Regions from separate parts of the Mus musculus genome. Here region 1 is linked to region 2. Evidence: chromatin loops called from intact Hi-C (ENCODE). Cell type or tissue: heart. All regions are shown on one strand. Each heading gives the region's core, and the rest is flanking DNA. Links, peaks and the distances in the headings are about the cores only.

Region 1 (8,350 bases), core at 182-8,181, 120 kb before region 2:
CAGAGGATTCAGCACACTCTTCTGGCCTCTGATGGCACCTGCATGCATGATAACCCATACATGCATACATACATACATACATACATACATACATATATACATACATACATACACACAAATAAAAAAAAATAAAATACTTGTTTTAACTTTCAATGAAATCAAAAGCTATTCTGAAAACCACTTTAACATTCACAATAACATTGCCTATATTGTTCAGCAGTTTTCTCTGAGAAGAAAACCTTCCATTTTTAGAGAGAAACTTCTTAAGATATAGGTTGTAAAAGGGAAGTACACCACAGGATATTTTAGGATAGGATGTTGTGGGGGAGGTAACAGATCGGTGGTTCTCAACCTTTCTAATGCTGTGACCCTTTAATATAGTTTCTCATGTTGTGGTGCTCCCCTGCCCCCACAACTGCAAAGTTACTTTATTGCTACTTCACAACTGCATTTTTCTACTGTTATAAATCATAATGTTAATCTCTAATGATGCAGGATATCTATCATGTGACCCCAGTGGGGTCGTGAACTAGAAGCTAAGAAGCTCTGAGGCCTCTGAGTACACTGGGTACAGATTAATAACTTGTGATTCTGGAAAATCTCATTCTACTGTGTTTCCATTCATGGCCTCATCTCTTTTATTTGCGATTCATTTCACCTCAACCCTGGGCTCTGTACTAATTTTTTCATCTTCTAATAAAGGAATAAAATAGTACCAGGATTATTCATTACAAAGAAATAAAATGGTCTGATTGGAAACTTCAGGGCATGCAGGACTTCCTATATGATGGTCCAGCATATAGGCTTAGATTTTTTTCAAAACCTACTTTTAATAAAAATATTTAAATGCTTGAACCTCACTTCTAGCTCACCACCCACCAGACATAGAGAAAATGAAAGGCTAATAGGGCAAAGGAGGACGCTGGCATGTTTAGGAAAAAAAAATTTTTTTTTGAGCAAAGTCAGTCTGTGCTGTCAGGATATCAGCAGTTCACTTCAGACAAGTCAGCAGCAGTAGCTTGATCCACTCACAAACACCATTCATGAATCAACAACAGTTCAATCCAGAAGAAACTTGCAAAGCTCTACCAGTCAGCTCGAGTATGCAGAAGCATCAAGAAGCCCCCAGGACAACGCCAGAAGTTCTGCCATGTGTTTCTCTCTATGAAGTCACAACAAATGAAGACCAGAAAAGAATGGCAAGGCGAACCAATACCATACAGCATTGTCCACTGTCTGTTGTTTCAGATTTATACCCTTGCCAAACTTCATGTGTTCTCTCGAGTATCCACTGTAGCAAAACATAATATGCTCCCTTTTGAGGCTGCTTCTAGAAAAAAATCATGTGTCTGTTTACAGAAAAAACATCTTCCCACGTGTCTGTTTCAGGAAAAAATATCCTTTCATAAGACAGTTTCCAGAAAAACATCACATGACACAACTGAGTCTCAAAAAAAAAAAAAAAAAAGAAGAAGAAGAAAAGAAAAGAAAAGAAAAGAAAAGAAAAGAAAAGAAAAGAAAAGAAAAGAAAACCAATCCAGAAATTTCCATTTCACTAGTAGCTCATGGGCCACTTGAAACATGGGCCTATAATATCTCTTTTATTTTCCAAACATTAATTTTTGTTCTCAATATCCTTATAGTGCTGCATATCTCATGCTTATTGTGGCTGCTTTGAATGTGAGGGTTGGATAGTTATTGATGCAAAGATTATGACTTTAACACTGTCAAATGTCACATTGTACATGCAAGGATGTTGAATAACGTTCTTTGGATCATCTGTGCTAGTTAAGTTATCCAGCCTCAGCCATATTGTGAATTTCAAAACTATTCAGAAAGCCACTGAATTTCTTGTTTCTCTTACCAGAGTGAAAGTATGTATGTCATCAGGGTCTGATGGCTCAACACTTTGGGGGCCTAATGTCTTTGCAGTCCTTTTCAGTGACTAATCCAGACCTCATTTGCATTAAGAGCCTTAACCCCAGTCATGGGTTTAATTTGTTTAAAACTATATTTAGGCCTTTGGGAGCCTGTATAATGAATTTCATTAAACAGAAAGATTATATAATGTACTCTTTTATGATTAATTAACTCTCTATAAAGATAGTAATTATAATTAAACTCATAATTTGGCTCGTGCATCATTATCATAATAATTGATCAAGTCTCTTTACCCCACAAGCCTTCAAACACTGCAATGCACATGAAACAGAAACAACCCTAGATCATCAAAAGAAAGCTGTTGTCACATATATTGCACAATCCACTGTGCCTTTCCAGTTCTTTCAGCTAATGGTCCCTTTCTTCACTATAACAATTTCTTTCCCCCTAAGCACTTTTATTACTGAAAAGATGACAATACATTCATCTGTAATGTTCATATTTCAGACAGGAAGGGCTGCATAGTTTAGGCATAGCAGGTGTTTTTGCTTTTGAAACAAAACAGGCTACTTCTTCCAGTTCTTCAACCTTGTAGGTATGGACCTTAGCCAAAATATTAAATATGTGGACACCATTCATCAGAGAGTCCATGAAATGAACATTTCAGGATCACAACTTAGGTAGCATTGGCCCTGGACAATGCGGAATACACTCACTGCAAAAATGAGGAGGAAGACTCTTCTTATGCTGACTGTTCACTGATGATCCCCAACCCACCCAAATGCCCACCAGGAGTTATAATTAATCTTGACACACAGTCATGTTCCGGATGTTCTCACGATTCGTCCTAAGACATCATTGTTCTTTCATAGCATGCTCCTCTATCTGGGAGCATACACAATGGCAGCTGTGAGGAAATGCTGCAAGGCAAAATAAACAGCAGCAGCATTATGGCTATTTTTAGCAGGCAGGATGGAGTCAGCCCCCAGCTGCTGGCTCTGCTCACACAGGCATGCACTGAAGCATCAGCATTCCATAGCACACGGGAGCCAGCCTACTGCAATAACAATTCCAAAGCCTTCAGAAAATCCTGGCTGAGCAAGGAATTCTCTCTGTAACTGCCACACTCAGGTAAAAGTTTTAAAGAAATAGTGGAAGATTTGGCGTGAATGTTGAAGTTCTATTCAAAACCGTTTCCTTAGAAATGGACTGAATGCATATGTATTTTCAGCTACTGTAATTTCACTTACTCGATTCATTTTCTAATTCTTCACACACACACATATTTCTTGAGAATGTTTTTCAAAAAGAGAACAAATAAGTAAATTTTAAAACTGCACCATGTATTGTTTATCTTAGCCAAATGAAGAGGTTCTGCTCTGTTTCTTTAAAATGAATGAATCAATCTAAGTAATCTAGTTTTCCAACTCAGGCTGGATACCTTCTGCTGTTTTCTTCCCCTGGACCCTGCTCTGCTGCTCCCACTGCATAACAGGCGGGAGCCACACATCTCGTCTCCCTGCCTTAGTATGTGCTGCCGCCACTGTCTGACCCAGAGCATCTTTCAGAGCTTTGTACAAGCACTGTCTTCTATGAGAAACCTTTCATACTCTCCTACACCAAGTACTCTCCTACACTTTTTCAGATGCCACTCAAGCAAAATTCCATCTTCATCATCACAGCTCTAAAACACACCCCATCAGCCAAGAGGAACTAATGATATCGTGTATTAGATGAATGAATGAATGAATGCCATTGTAGACATCAAAGTAACATTAGTTAGCCTATTCACATACCCATAGAGTCATCACACATCACCTAGTTAACACTAGTAGAGGTGAAAAGCTGAAAGTCTTTAGATATAAAGACCACCCTGACTCCATAGCAGAGCCTGGATTATCATCAGCTAATAAGAGGAAGAGAACAAAAGTCGATTCCACTTGCTAATTTTGCTTAGGGCTTTGCACAGATGTGCTCTATCATCTGAAGTAGACTCTGCAGGATGAACTGAACAGAATGACATGGATCAAGGTTTCCAGGAATGCTTCAGGTACACTGTAGGAGACAACAGAAAGGATATAATCAAATCACAGAGACATGGTATGAACTTGCCTATATTTGCAGTTAGTTCACACTGTCCACAGATCATTATGAATCTCATTAGGTCATTACTGTACCCATGTCTTAGGGTTTCCATTACTTCAAAGAAGCCCATGGCCAAAGGCACCTTGCAGAGGAAAAGGTTTATTTCATCTTGCATCTTGTAATCCAGAGAGATTTGGGCAGGACACCTGGAGACAGGAGCTGATGCCATGGAAGAGATTACTGGCTTGCTCCCTAAGGCCTGCCAGTCTGCTTCCTTACATACCTCAAGACAACCTGTCCAGAGGCTGCATCACCCACAGTGAACTGGGCCCTCCCATATCAATCACTAATTAAGAAAATACCACACAGTCCAATTTCTACAGTGCAATCTGGAGGGGTATTTTCTCAACCGAAGTTCTTTCTTCACAAATAACTCTAGTATGTGTCAAATTGGCATAAACGCTAGCCAGTAAAACCACCTCAGAGGCATTTGGGATATTTGGGAAATTTTTGTTTCTTTAATTACATTTTATCTCCTAGAATAACTATGCCTATATATTTTAATACTAAAATGTATATTATAACTATAACTTCCTTTTTATATCCTACTTAAATTACAGTTTAGGTGCTATTAAAACTGTAAAGTTCATAATATTTATGTACACTCTTTTCGTGAAATTAAAGAAATATTTTGCAATATTTACTATAGAAAAGTTCATTTCATGCCAAAAAACAAGATGAAGAAAATGGAGCTATCTCCCTGCCAGTTGCTTTAGTTTCCTAGTGGTCTTATTGAGCGCGTTCCTCAGCTACCACATCACTGCCCTGGAGGTTTAACAAGAAATTTGTTATGGTGAAAGATTTAAAGCAAAGACTGATGTCAGAGTTGCTGACATTTGAAAAAGACAGTGATATATTCCACTACGGAATTCAAGGACATTTCAGAGACTACAATTAAAATAATTTTCATAATATATATGTGTATATACATATACATGTATATATATAGTGTGTGTATGTGTGTATATAACATATACATATAATATGTATATTACATATATATTTGTTTATATATATTGTTGTTGTTGATATATATGTGTATGCACACATGTATATGTATATATGTCTGTATATGTATATATGTATATGTGTGTAGATATAGATATAGATACAGATATAGATATAGATGTAGATGTAGATGTAGATGTAGATGTAGATGTAGATGTAGATATAGATATAGATATAGATATAGATATAGATATAGATATAGATATAGACGCTAGGCATAGTGACCAAGTCGGTACAGGTGTCTTGATGCCAAGCCTGACACAGGCATACACACATACCCCCACACACACACACACTCATTAAAACATTTTCATAAGAGGATTTGGGAAAGTTCTTTTTTGTTTGTTTATTTCTTGTTTTTCCGCATCCTGTGAAGCAGGTTCTCACCCTGTAACTGAGGCTGGCCTGGAACTCTCTACATAACCAATAGCCTCAAATTCATGGCAGTCTTCATACCTCTGCTTCCTTAGTTCTGAGATTATAGGCCTGAGCTACATACGTGACTTTCCTTTCACTTTTTAATAGGTGCAAAAATAGAATTTTTTCACAATCCTGTGTTAACACCATTGTCAGTGACCCACATCAAAACTTCCAAGTTCCATTGAACAAGATGAGTTACAAGATATAGCATAGATTCTCTTTCCATTATTTGGCTGTAAAGTCAGCACATGCAGCCAAAATCAACTCTACCTAAGTATTCTATAATTTTCTTTCCATCATGGATAAATACTGTACATACTTTTGAACAAAAACCCAGAAAAATAATTATTATACATATCAAACTCTGATAATCAGTTAGAAAAGTTAATAGAAGGAATAAAAAATTACCCATGGAGAATTTCTTTGAGTGAATGAGCTGACTTTTCTGCTGCTGTGATATTTGGCACATGATTGGCAGTCAAGAAAAAATGGTAAGGAAATTCTATAGCATTCACATTTTTTAAAATTATTTGTTCTAATCTGTTTCTATTTCAGGCATTCTTAAGGTTAATTTACTTATTTTTAAGACAAGTTTTGTTTTAAAGAAAATTTGCAAAACCTATGCAGATTCCCAAGTACCCCAAAGCAATCTCCCTATCAGAAACAACTCAGCATGGTACAGTAATTATAACCTCAGAAGCAATTGTGTTCATTATTTACCTAGCGAATGACTTGTGCCTGTTTCATGAGTTCTATCTATTTTTCTGTTTCAGCAACTCATCCAGCATTCCACATTATACTTCACTGTTTTGTTTCCTTGTACTTTTGCTGGCAGTTCCTTACATTTTTATTGCTTTGGATATCTGTGATAGTTGATCTTGATTTGATGAGACTTGGAATCATCATGGAAAGATACCTCTTAACTTGTCAGTGAGGGCATTTTCAAGGACACCGAACCTCAATACATGCGCCTTCTAATGGCTGGCGCAGAAAGAGATTCAAGGAAAAAGTGGTTGCACACTTGTCTGCTTGTGGTTCTTTCTGAGTGACTGTGTCTGACATTGCAGTTGTCATCCCTTGCTGATGTCCAGACTCCAGCTCTTTCAGCCTCCTACACGTACGAAATATCAGTGACTCTCCAGGAATCTTTCAGACTTTCATCAATGAATGATGACTGCTGCTGCATTCAAATTGTGGATGATGCAGCTACCAGCTTCTCTCTCTCTCCAGTTTTAGTAGATGACCACTACTGAACTTCCCACCTACCATCATTAAGTAAACATAACACATACTCTGTGTATGCGCTCGGTGCGTGTGCGTGTGTGTGTTCTATTGACTCTGTTCCTGTGGATAAATCTACCCAAATTTAGATCTGGGGCTATTGTAATAAACATGTTTGTATGAAAATTGGCATTTTGGAACTAGTTTGCAGGAAAGTAAGTTGTTTGGTGAAGGAAATTTAAGACATTTTAACATCCAGGTTTTGGCACTGTAAGTTTTTACTGTTCTTAGTCAGATTTTCAGGTAGAATGAACAGAAAATTATAAAAATGTGCCATTTAGTGAGGAAAACAATGAGTTTAATGTTGCAGAAAAGGCAGATGAGTAGAGAGTAGCCATAATTACTTCATGCCATTAAAGAGAAATCAACAACTTAATACATTACTTTTGAACTCAGCCTCATTCAAATTTTCAGGACATGGATAGAGTATTCATTGGCAGATTCTTTGCCAGATATGACATGAATGGCCCTTATCCAAGTACCTAATAGACCTGCAGTTCTCCTCTGGAACCATATAAACCATGTACTGTCTACATTCCTACTGTCTCCCACACTCTGCACTCAAACAAGAGGAGAGGTGCTCTACCCACTAGCAGAGCCAACAGATGAAATGCATTTTAAAAGAAAGAACACAAAATGCTGCTAATGGTGGTCCATGCTCAAAAATAACTGTTGAAGAAGTATTCCCTCATACCTGTGACAGAATGGGTCCAAGCTACATCTGGCAGCAGAATTTAACAGCATGGTCTATGTCATCATATAGTATCTATGATTTCCTCCTTGTTGCTGTAACCCACCTACCTGACACTCCCGTCAATGTATTTGAAAACTGCCTTTATTTGTGTATTTCTTTTGTTCTATAACCATTAAAATTCATGAAACATTCTTCACATTGCAACCTGTAATTTAGGCCAATGTGAGTTCATGTTCCCGGGCTATAGTCACTTACATTTTATACTACAATAAACACTTATTGCGCTGAGAACTGGTCTTTCAAGAATACAAAACATGAGTTACTAGGTTAAGGAGTCTAACTTGAGGTCCCAAAAAGCTGCTGAAGCAAGACAATGTATAGAAGTGCCAAGTTTTCTAAAAAGATGGCTCTGAGAGATCACTGAAGAAATCTAAGTGAAGCTTAATTTTCATTAAAGACCCCAAATGTTGGGGGTGTCCACTAAAGAAAGCTACAGGCAAGGAGTGGCATTGACTCAAGAGAGATAGTATGCAAAATTGGAGTGACCGGGGCTTCTTAAGTCACCATAAACCCCAGATGTCAGAAATGGAAAGTAGATGTTTGGCCTGTTGCGTTTTAGTCTTTCCTTGTGTTTTCCAACCCTCCATTTTGGAGCAAGAGATAGTTAGTTATTCTGTTCAATTATAGATTGGGATTATGTAACTTGATTTTTTTTTCTTATTTACAGAGACTCACAAAAGAGTTTACCTTGAGACTCAAGAGACCAAATTTGGATCTGCTTATTGTAGAACTCCTAGGGCTTGCAAGACTTATCTCTAAGATAAGGCAAATATATTCTACATCATGAGATGACCATGACATAGAGAATAAAAAGCATAAAGAATAAAAAGTTATGGTTAAAAATTATCTATTCAGGTGTCA
Region 2 (8,350 bases), core at 330-8,329:
GAGGCCTGAGTCCCTCCCTCACCACGGACTGTGAGGCCTGAGTCCCTCCCTCACCACGGACTGTGAGGCCTGGTTTCTTCGTCCTTGTCAGATTGATTGTAGCAACTGCCTATTTATACTTTGTACTGGACTTGGAAACATCAAAAGACATAGCTGTGATTCTACTTCCTTCTCTGCATCCATTGCATATCAGTTGGAACATGTGCAGGACCAGCAAGCAGGAAAGCCACTGCATATGCCAATTTATTATTTAGCATAATTCCAACCACCATTGACAACAATAACTGCAATAATAGTGAAAACTCCATTTCTAAAATTAAGAGCAAGGTTAAATGGAAGGAAATCTTGTCAATTACGATGTGAATGACCCCAAAGGACATTGGGTTATGTTAAATAAGCCAACCACAGAGACAGATGCCACAAGATCCCACTTGTATGTGTAATCCAGAGAGGTGGGACTCACAGAAGAACAAAAGGACAATTCCAGACTGAGGAGCAGAGTGACATTAGTCCATGAGTATAGGTTACAGTTAGTTACAACTGATAAACTTTCGTATTCTATCTCAGCATGGAGCTGCTATAACTAAAATAGCAATGTGTACATGATTCAAAATATCTATGAGAGTGGGTTTTGGGTATCTTCATTACAAATGGTAAATATTTGAGATGAGACACACAGGAATTACTTAGTTGTTAGCTACACAGTGTTTACATCTATCAAAACTTCTATCACTATCACTTTATATCACCAATACATATATGATTACATTTGTCGGTTAGTTATAAAAACCTCCTTTAATATTCAACTCAGAGACTCAAGAGAATGCAAGTGTCAGACACCAAAGTAATCCAGTTGATTAACTGTATCAGTATTTCTCTAACAATAAGTATAACTGGCTTAAAGAAGAGATGCAGTTATAGGGGTATTAGCAGCCAATACACACCTTACATTACAAAATACAGTCCCTTTATACTTATCACAACAAATTCTACACTAGGGTGAAAATTTAACTTAGCACATCTTTTTAAATGTTCTTGTTACATTTATTTATTTACTGTATGTACATATGTGTCTTACAGGTACACACACGTACTCCCATGGTACTGAATGTGCATAGCAAGGGACAACTTGTAAGAGTTCTTCCCTAATGTGTGACGCTCAGGGATCTAACTCGGGTCATCAGGCTTGTTGTAGATCTCTTTACCCAGTGATCCATCCCACAGGCCCAATGTAGCATATCAACACAAAAATGTAGAAAAACACAAATTTGTAGAAATCCAAACTGTTTACAAATAAATCCCTGTGGACTCTGAGAGTGTACTTTGTTAGTTTGTTTTTACTTTGCGCATTTCTTCAAATGTGTAAACCACCATGGAAATAATTGAAATATGCCTTGATGCCTTGGTGAATACAGACTAAATAAAAGAGAAAGGTACACTGAGGTATAGGGGGAGATAAGGACACATGTCAGCAGACCAAGGATTACCTTAGAATTACCTAAGAAAAGACAGAGAGAGCTAGAGCACTTATTTCGAATTACAATCAAAGCCAAGCTTTTCATCGGAAAAAAAGGGAAACATTTCTATCTTTGAAGTTGTCCCAACCAATTCCCATCCTACAAGTCAGTTTGATGCAGACCAATCCTCCAGTACAGATGTGGTTGTTTGTCTGCTTCACAGAGGACCGAAGTCATTTCTATGTTTTATGTCAACTTCAAGTTAACATAAAACATAGAAAATCTCCAAAATCACTTGAGAAAAATAATCTCAATGGTAACCATTACCAAAAACACAACACGCTGCAGCTTCCCCCCGATGCACAAATTTTATTTGTGATAAGAATGCACGATGGGCCATTAAAGAAGAAGAAGAAAAAATTAGCGGAACAGCTAAAACAATTATGCAGGGTAATGGTTTCATCATCACTGTTTCACTGACTCACATCTGCGACTATATTGAATCTGTTACTAATTAAATAGGGGCATCATAGGAGATAAAACATCTGGACCAAAACCATGGCTAAGGTGCTCATGCAAACAGTATCTGTCCTCCACGCTTCTATTTTACTTGACAAGACTTTGGGAAAGGATATATTTTTCTGCCAAGCAAGAAGTCCAAAGTGGGATAATGCCTATAAATATCTATCTCATCTATCTCCTTTTATAGAGCAACGTAATAATGTAAGGAAATGTCTGTTAAAATATTTTTTCTCTGATAACTTAGCAAGCAAACTTATTTCATATCTACCCCTGAGGACAACATAAGTAATTTTTCATGTTTATAATTTATTTAGCTCTAATCCCTATCATTTTTAGGGAAGTTCTTCTTTTTGCTCACAGCCTGATAATATAAATATATTAAAGCATTATCCATAGCAAGTCGGAATCATCTTTACTTAGCACCAATTTAGAATGTTACTGGTCTATGTTACAATTCAAAAACAAAATACACAATAAAAGTAGCAAACTACTTAATATAAAAACCAAAAAAGCACATCCACGGTTCCCATTAAAAATATGATATAGAATGTGAGATCATGACAAGTCACTGAGGGGGGAAGAGCCAAGCAGGACTATTAAAAAAAAAAAACCCTCAAGACATCTTTAGTTCTCCCCTTAGCTCTCACATTCATGTGAAAGGGTACCTCACCATTGTCTGAACCTGAGTGTCCTGCTTTATCTATGTGCTAAAAAATGCAAGGAGGCCCCCAGGTGCTGGCCATGTGAGTGACCCTCAAAACACCTGCCCTGAGAGCACAGTCTTCAGCTGGGCTGCACTAAGGAAGACTCAAACACAGTGGGGTTTAGCGTTTCTTCACATTTGTGTGTAAATGGCTAACCTGCATGGGCTCTCATTCTTCCCCAACGCAGGACTGACATGTTTCAACAACTCCTAAGGTCTTTGTTAGTCATTCTACTTGAGACAATGCAGAATTTCTTGTTGCCAGCTTTGCTTTTTAACCGAGTTCATTTCCTTCTCCACTTGATGGTGAGCATCACACATATAATTACATCACTCAAGGAAAGACTGAGAATTAGAAGGAAGGAAACAAGAAAAATAGTAAGGCTTTTAAAGGAGAATGCAGAATAAAAGTAGCTTTGAAAGGGGATAATAGGCCTTCAGAGGGAAGGTTTTATCAAGCTATTAATGCACTTTGAATGAATATAAAATAAAAGATATCCAAGAGTAATAATTGTCTTTATTTTAAAATAACTGGGTCTAATTTCTCTTCCACCAGGAAATCAGAAAGTTCATCTCTGTCAATTCATGGTCCCCTGCTTTCTTTCTCTCTTTTCTTTATTTAGATATTTTCTTTATTTACATTTCAAATGTTATCCCTTTCCTGGTTTCCCCTCCAAAACCCCCCTACCCCTGCACACCAACCCACCCACTCTCACTCCCTGGCCCTGGCATTCCCCTATGTTGGGGCATAGAACTTTCACAGGACCAACGGCCTCTCCTCCCATTGATGACTGACTAGGCCATCCTCTCTACATATGCAGCTAGAGCCATGAGTCCAACCATGTGTTTTCTTTGACTGCTGGTTTAGTCCCAGGGAGCTCTGGGAGTACTGGTTAGTTCATATTGTTGTTCCTCCTATGGTGATGTAAACCCATTCAGCTCCTTGGATCCTTTCTCTAGCTCCTTCATTGGTCCCCTGCTTTCTTCCAGGGTCCTGTGGAGTGTCCAGAGAGATATAGCTATCGGGATATCAAGGATGGTGGTTCTTTAATGATCCTACCTGGCAATATTTGCTGAGACTCCATGTTGGGTTACATCTATCTTTCTGAATACCCATCCTGTACAAATGGCCCTTCCTAGTCCTGTGGATCCTCCACCCAGTCTCCATCCTACTTCAGGGCTGTGATGTCTCTGCTATTTCCCAAGTGTGATAGCGAGGCTTCTGTAGTGTTTAGCTTTGATTGTCAGCTTGACGGAATGTCAGTCACCATGGAAACAAAGCAGTGGACATGGCTATGAGGGAATTTCTAGACTGGGTTATTTGAGGTAGGAAAATCCACTCTAAATATAGAAGACATCTTCTATGGCCTGGGCTTTTGAAATGAATAACAAGAAGAAAGCAAGTTAAACATAAGTATTCATTATCCCCTACTTTCTGACTGTGAACACAAGGTGACCTGCAAAATTCTGCCACTATAACTCCCCCTCCAAGATGGATGAACTAAACCCCCAAACTGTGAGACAAAAATCAAGTCCCCCTCCCATATGCTGCATTGGTCAGGTGACTTACCACAGTAAGGAGGCAAGTAACCAAGCTACTATCTAATAGGGACCAGGTCTCCCCTAGCATGAACCGTGAAGCCCCCAGGGTCCCACCCTATAAGGAGTAGGCCACTTTGTTCTCTGACCCACAGCCCTTTCTGAATTCACCTGAATTCATTTTGCCAAATAAATACCAAAGATGAGGAAAGTATGGAATCTAAGAAAAGAGAAAGCTGAAAACTTGTCAACTTCTATTCAGTCTTTCTGGGAAAGTAGCTCAGATTTAAGACAGTAACATAATCTGTCTGATTTGAAAACTGCCCCTGCATCATGAAGATTTGAGAAAGTAGTTGAACACAGAGTTAAAAGAAAAACATATTGGACGATTAGACTTATGCTGATATACTTAATAATTGCTTTTAAAAATGGGGGGGGTAGACTCAAGGCTTAAAAATAACAAATACAAGTAGGAAATCATTAAGAACACGGTTGCTTTGGAGAGAAAATGTCAGTTTGACAGCAAGGTCAAAGTGCATTCTAAAATCTTAGCATCAGCAACAGAATGCTGGCCCTCAAGCCCAGGCTGCCTTCTAGGCAGCTAAGCCCAGGAGCATATATGAACTTTTCTCCCTGCTCTCTAACAAGCCCAGCCCTGGCAAGATAAAAAGCAAAACAAACAACCACAGTGATTATGCATATCAGGAAGAGTAATTTCCTGGCTGCTCGAATGTTTTTGGAAACATACTGTGGAAGGTGATTAGTGGTTTCAGCACAAAATGTCTGGCTGCTTTTCACTCGCTGGAAATTTGAAGTGGAGTTAAGCACAATAACACATACATCATCCCCACTAGTCTCTTAAGATGAGGACTCACAAAGCAAGCTTCACCTGGCATGAACTTGTGCCGAGCTGAGGCTCCTCTTATTCCCCCATAGAAGATAAGAATTGGCTGGAGCTCTCGACTCTGGCCATCATTCATCACCATGTATGACTGTATTAAACCAAGGTCTCTGACACAACTCCACACACAGTTCCAGGTCAGTCCTATAAAAGACTGCCAAAGGCTTAGAGGCTTTCGCTTGCTACTGCTTAAATAATTACCCCATTTTGTTCATTGATCATTGTAGAACTTGATCCAATTTCTGCTCTCTTTCAGGAGACTGACAATGCCCATATAGCCTAAGACTACAAGATGCAGGGCCATTCAGGTTTGCAAAGGCCTAATGAGCCCTCAGTTCTTTACAGGCAGACTACTTTCTGATTAAAACTTGGAGTTTCTAGTTAAATACTCTGGAAGTGTAATATATCTGGCGCCTTTACTGTGTCTGCTCATCAGCTCATTGTGGGTAGAGCTCCTCTGGGCTCAGTTAGAAGCCTCTTTTTATTTTCTATACAAATGCTCAAGGCCTACATTGGCGCACAGTTAATTTGCATTTTTATGGGGATGAACCCATTTGGTATGCCGAGGAGTCATCTGTGGATTTGCACAGGATACTTCTTTAAAATGCACTTAACATAATGAAGGATAGATTGCCAGATATTAAAGTATAGAAGTTAGTACAAAATATTCAAAACTGTGTTCTATCCAGACATATCAATCCAAGAAACAGTATCTCTTTTTCCTTGAATGCTGAAATCTATGCAATTTGGACAGAATATATACTTATATAAATGTGCAGGGTAGGAAACACACACTTGATTAGCTCTTTATAAGAGAGTGGCTGTTTTGTAAAATTCAATAAAAAAAATAATGAAGTTATACAGAGTATAAAAAAAGAAATACTAAAATTGCCAGAATTCTTCAACTGGTATAGAAACTCCCTCACAGAGGTTGTATTGAGAACTAACCCCAAAGCAAGGTAGACAGATTTAACAGAGCTTAGTGTGAGTCTCTTGCAGAATTGACAGAGAACTGTGAGCCTAGTGGTGAATGAGTGCTGGAGATGGAACAATTGGTCCAAGAACCAAGGCAGAATTAACTCCAAGGAACACATACATGGAGTGCTCTGTCTAAGAGGACAGGAAGGGTCAGGGAGGCAATCTCCTTTCTGAGTATTTGAAAAATTGAAACATATTTTTGAGATTAAAAAAAAAATTAAACAGAGTAGAATTGTTCATTTTTAAGCTTAATTTTTGTTGTTGTTTCTTTAGTTTGCTTGTTGTTTTTGGGGTGGCTTTGTGTGTGTGTGTGTATCTCTACACTCCCCATTTAAATAATTCTCAGGGTATGGATTCCTTGTCACTGAGGAGGCAATGGCCTGAGGATAAGCAGTCTTACAGTCACCTAGAAGGTTGTTAAAAGTTCACAGGATCCGACCTAATCCCAGATTTGCTGAATCAAAATTTGTGTTTTCTAACAAGTTTCCTAGATGATTCCTATGTGTGTGAAGATCTGAAGCTCGCTGGTCTAATGCTGTTTACTGGTATCTTTAATTCTTCAAAAGCTGTATTCAACCAGGCGTGGTGGTGCACGCCTTTAATCCCAGCACTTGAGAGGCAGAGGCAGGTGAATTTCTGAGTTTGAGGCCAGCCTGGTATACAGAGTGAGTTCCAGGACATCCAGGGCTACACAGAAAATTCCTGTCTCGAAAAAGCTAAAAAAAAAAAAAAAAAAAAAAAAAAGCTGTATTCAAAACCATTTATTTTCTAAATGATGTTATATCTCTTTAAAAAACAGACTTCAATTGTACTTCTCCTTATCAAAATCTTTCAACCATCTCCCCACATTTAGCCCTAACGGTATCCCAGAACCTAACCTTTATATTTCTTTTCTTCTCTTAGGTTATACAGAAGTGAACTCTCTCTCTCTCTCGCTCTCTCTCTCTCTCTCCCTCTCTCTCTCTTCCTCTCTTTCTCTCTCATCATCATCATCACAGAGGAATAGGTATTTCCAAGACATAAACAATATCGTTGCAACCACAATTCCTCTCTAATAATTATGTTCTCTCATCATCAGCTCCACAGAATAAAGTCTGTTGTCTTAGCACATTAATTAAAGCCTGGAGTCTAACCTCTGTGGAGACAGATCCGGCTTCCTTTCTAATGCTTTTTCTCCTGAACTTAACCTACAGTATCAACAAACTGCCTCACTCAGTTTCTTTAATACCAAGAAACTCATCTATGTCTGTCTGCCCTTTATGAATATCCTGATTGCTTGAAGATGCTTCCTGACCCTTATCCAAGCTATACAGTGATAAAAAAAAAAATCTCCTTTCCATTCCAAAATCAAGTTTAGAGACAGTTCCTCCCAAAACCTTTGTTTACCTTACAAACCATGGTTAACTACTTATCTTCTTAATAATTCTACTGCCTGTGTGAGTTAGGATGCTTTGGTTAATACAAACCAGAGTATTTAAGTGATTGGTTAAAAAGGAGACATTTAATTTTATCATATATAGAGAACTTCAGATAGGTGTAGGCATCTTGTTGCAGATGGGTCCAGCTTTCCCCACTGTCATCCTCATTGTGCCTGTGATGTTTCTCCTTATTAACAGCAAGATGACTTTCATCATGTCACATGGGACCTGAGTATAGAAATGAGCAGAGAATTAAGGTACCACCTTAGTCTAAGTCTTTCTTTCATTCTTTTATTTTTCCTGACCAAAAGTAGAATATATGCCTATTTTTTGACCAATTTTATAAGTAGGAACAAAGTCACCAATGCCAATGAAAATTAATCACTCATATCTAGCCAAATTGGAACACAAACCAAACTGAGTTTCTTCAGATTGAGGAGAAAGGGGTGTCATCATAGGCTATGTAGCCAATAGTGATATCACATTGGTCTATAGACCTTTATCCTTGACAAACTGTAGTAGGTTTTAAGGCTGGCCCCACACCATTTCACATTCTTCCTATATCCACAGTATTGTATCTAACACGAACTGGATGAAGTTGAATTCTGGAGCAAATCTAGGAAAAAAAGACCATAGTCAAGACAATAGTCTATGAAGATTAAGAAAAGGCTCTTCATTCCTTTTTGCCTCAGTTTCCCACCTATAAAAACAGATAATTTCTCTTCAAACCCGAAAATTGTTATAAAAATCATTAGACTACGTCTGGTCTTTGTTATGATGTTTAAGAAAAGAAAGAGTATAACCCATATCAAAATATAAGCCATGATATTTT

What was found. Hi-C counts contacts between places; a loop is a spot of excess contacts. Peaks named below come from ENCODE experiments on the same cell type or tissue, not always from the same donor. Only the 100,000 strongest peaks of a DNase experiment are listed, where the experiment ranks them.
Region 1: a loop joins it to region 2, with 2.4 times the contacts of the local background. A loop is called at or near these places in 2 of 42 quality-filtered maps.

Annotation. Positions count from the first base shown.
Region 1 is chr12:68,460,425-68,468,774 of GRCm38, forward strand. No RefSeq gene overlaps it. Among named protein-coding and RNA genes, the nearest start is that of Gm31307, 190 kb to the right of the region's middle. In heart, for the core only: no CTCF peak of the experiment used is centred there; no DNase peak of the experiment used is centred there; H3K27ac peaks cover 1,449 bases.
Region 2 is chr12:68,580,115-68,588,464 of GRCm38, forward strand. No RefSeq gene overlaps it. Among named protein-coding and RNA genes, the nearest start is that of Gm31307, 67 kb to the right of the region's middle. In heart, for the core only: no CTCF peak of the experiment used is centred there; no DNase peak of the experiment used is centred there.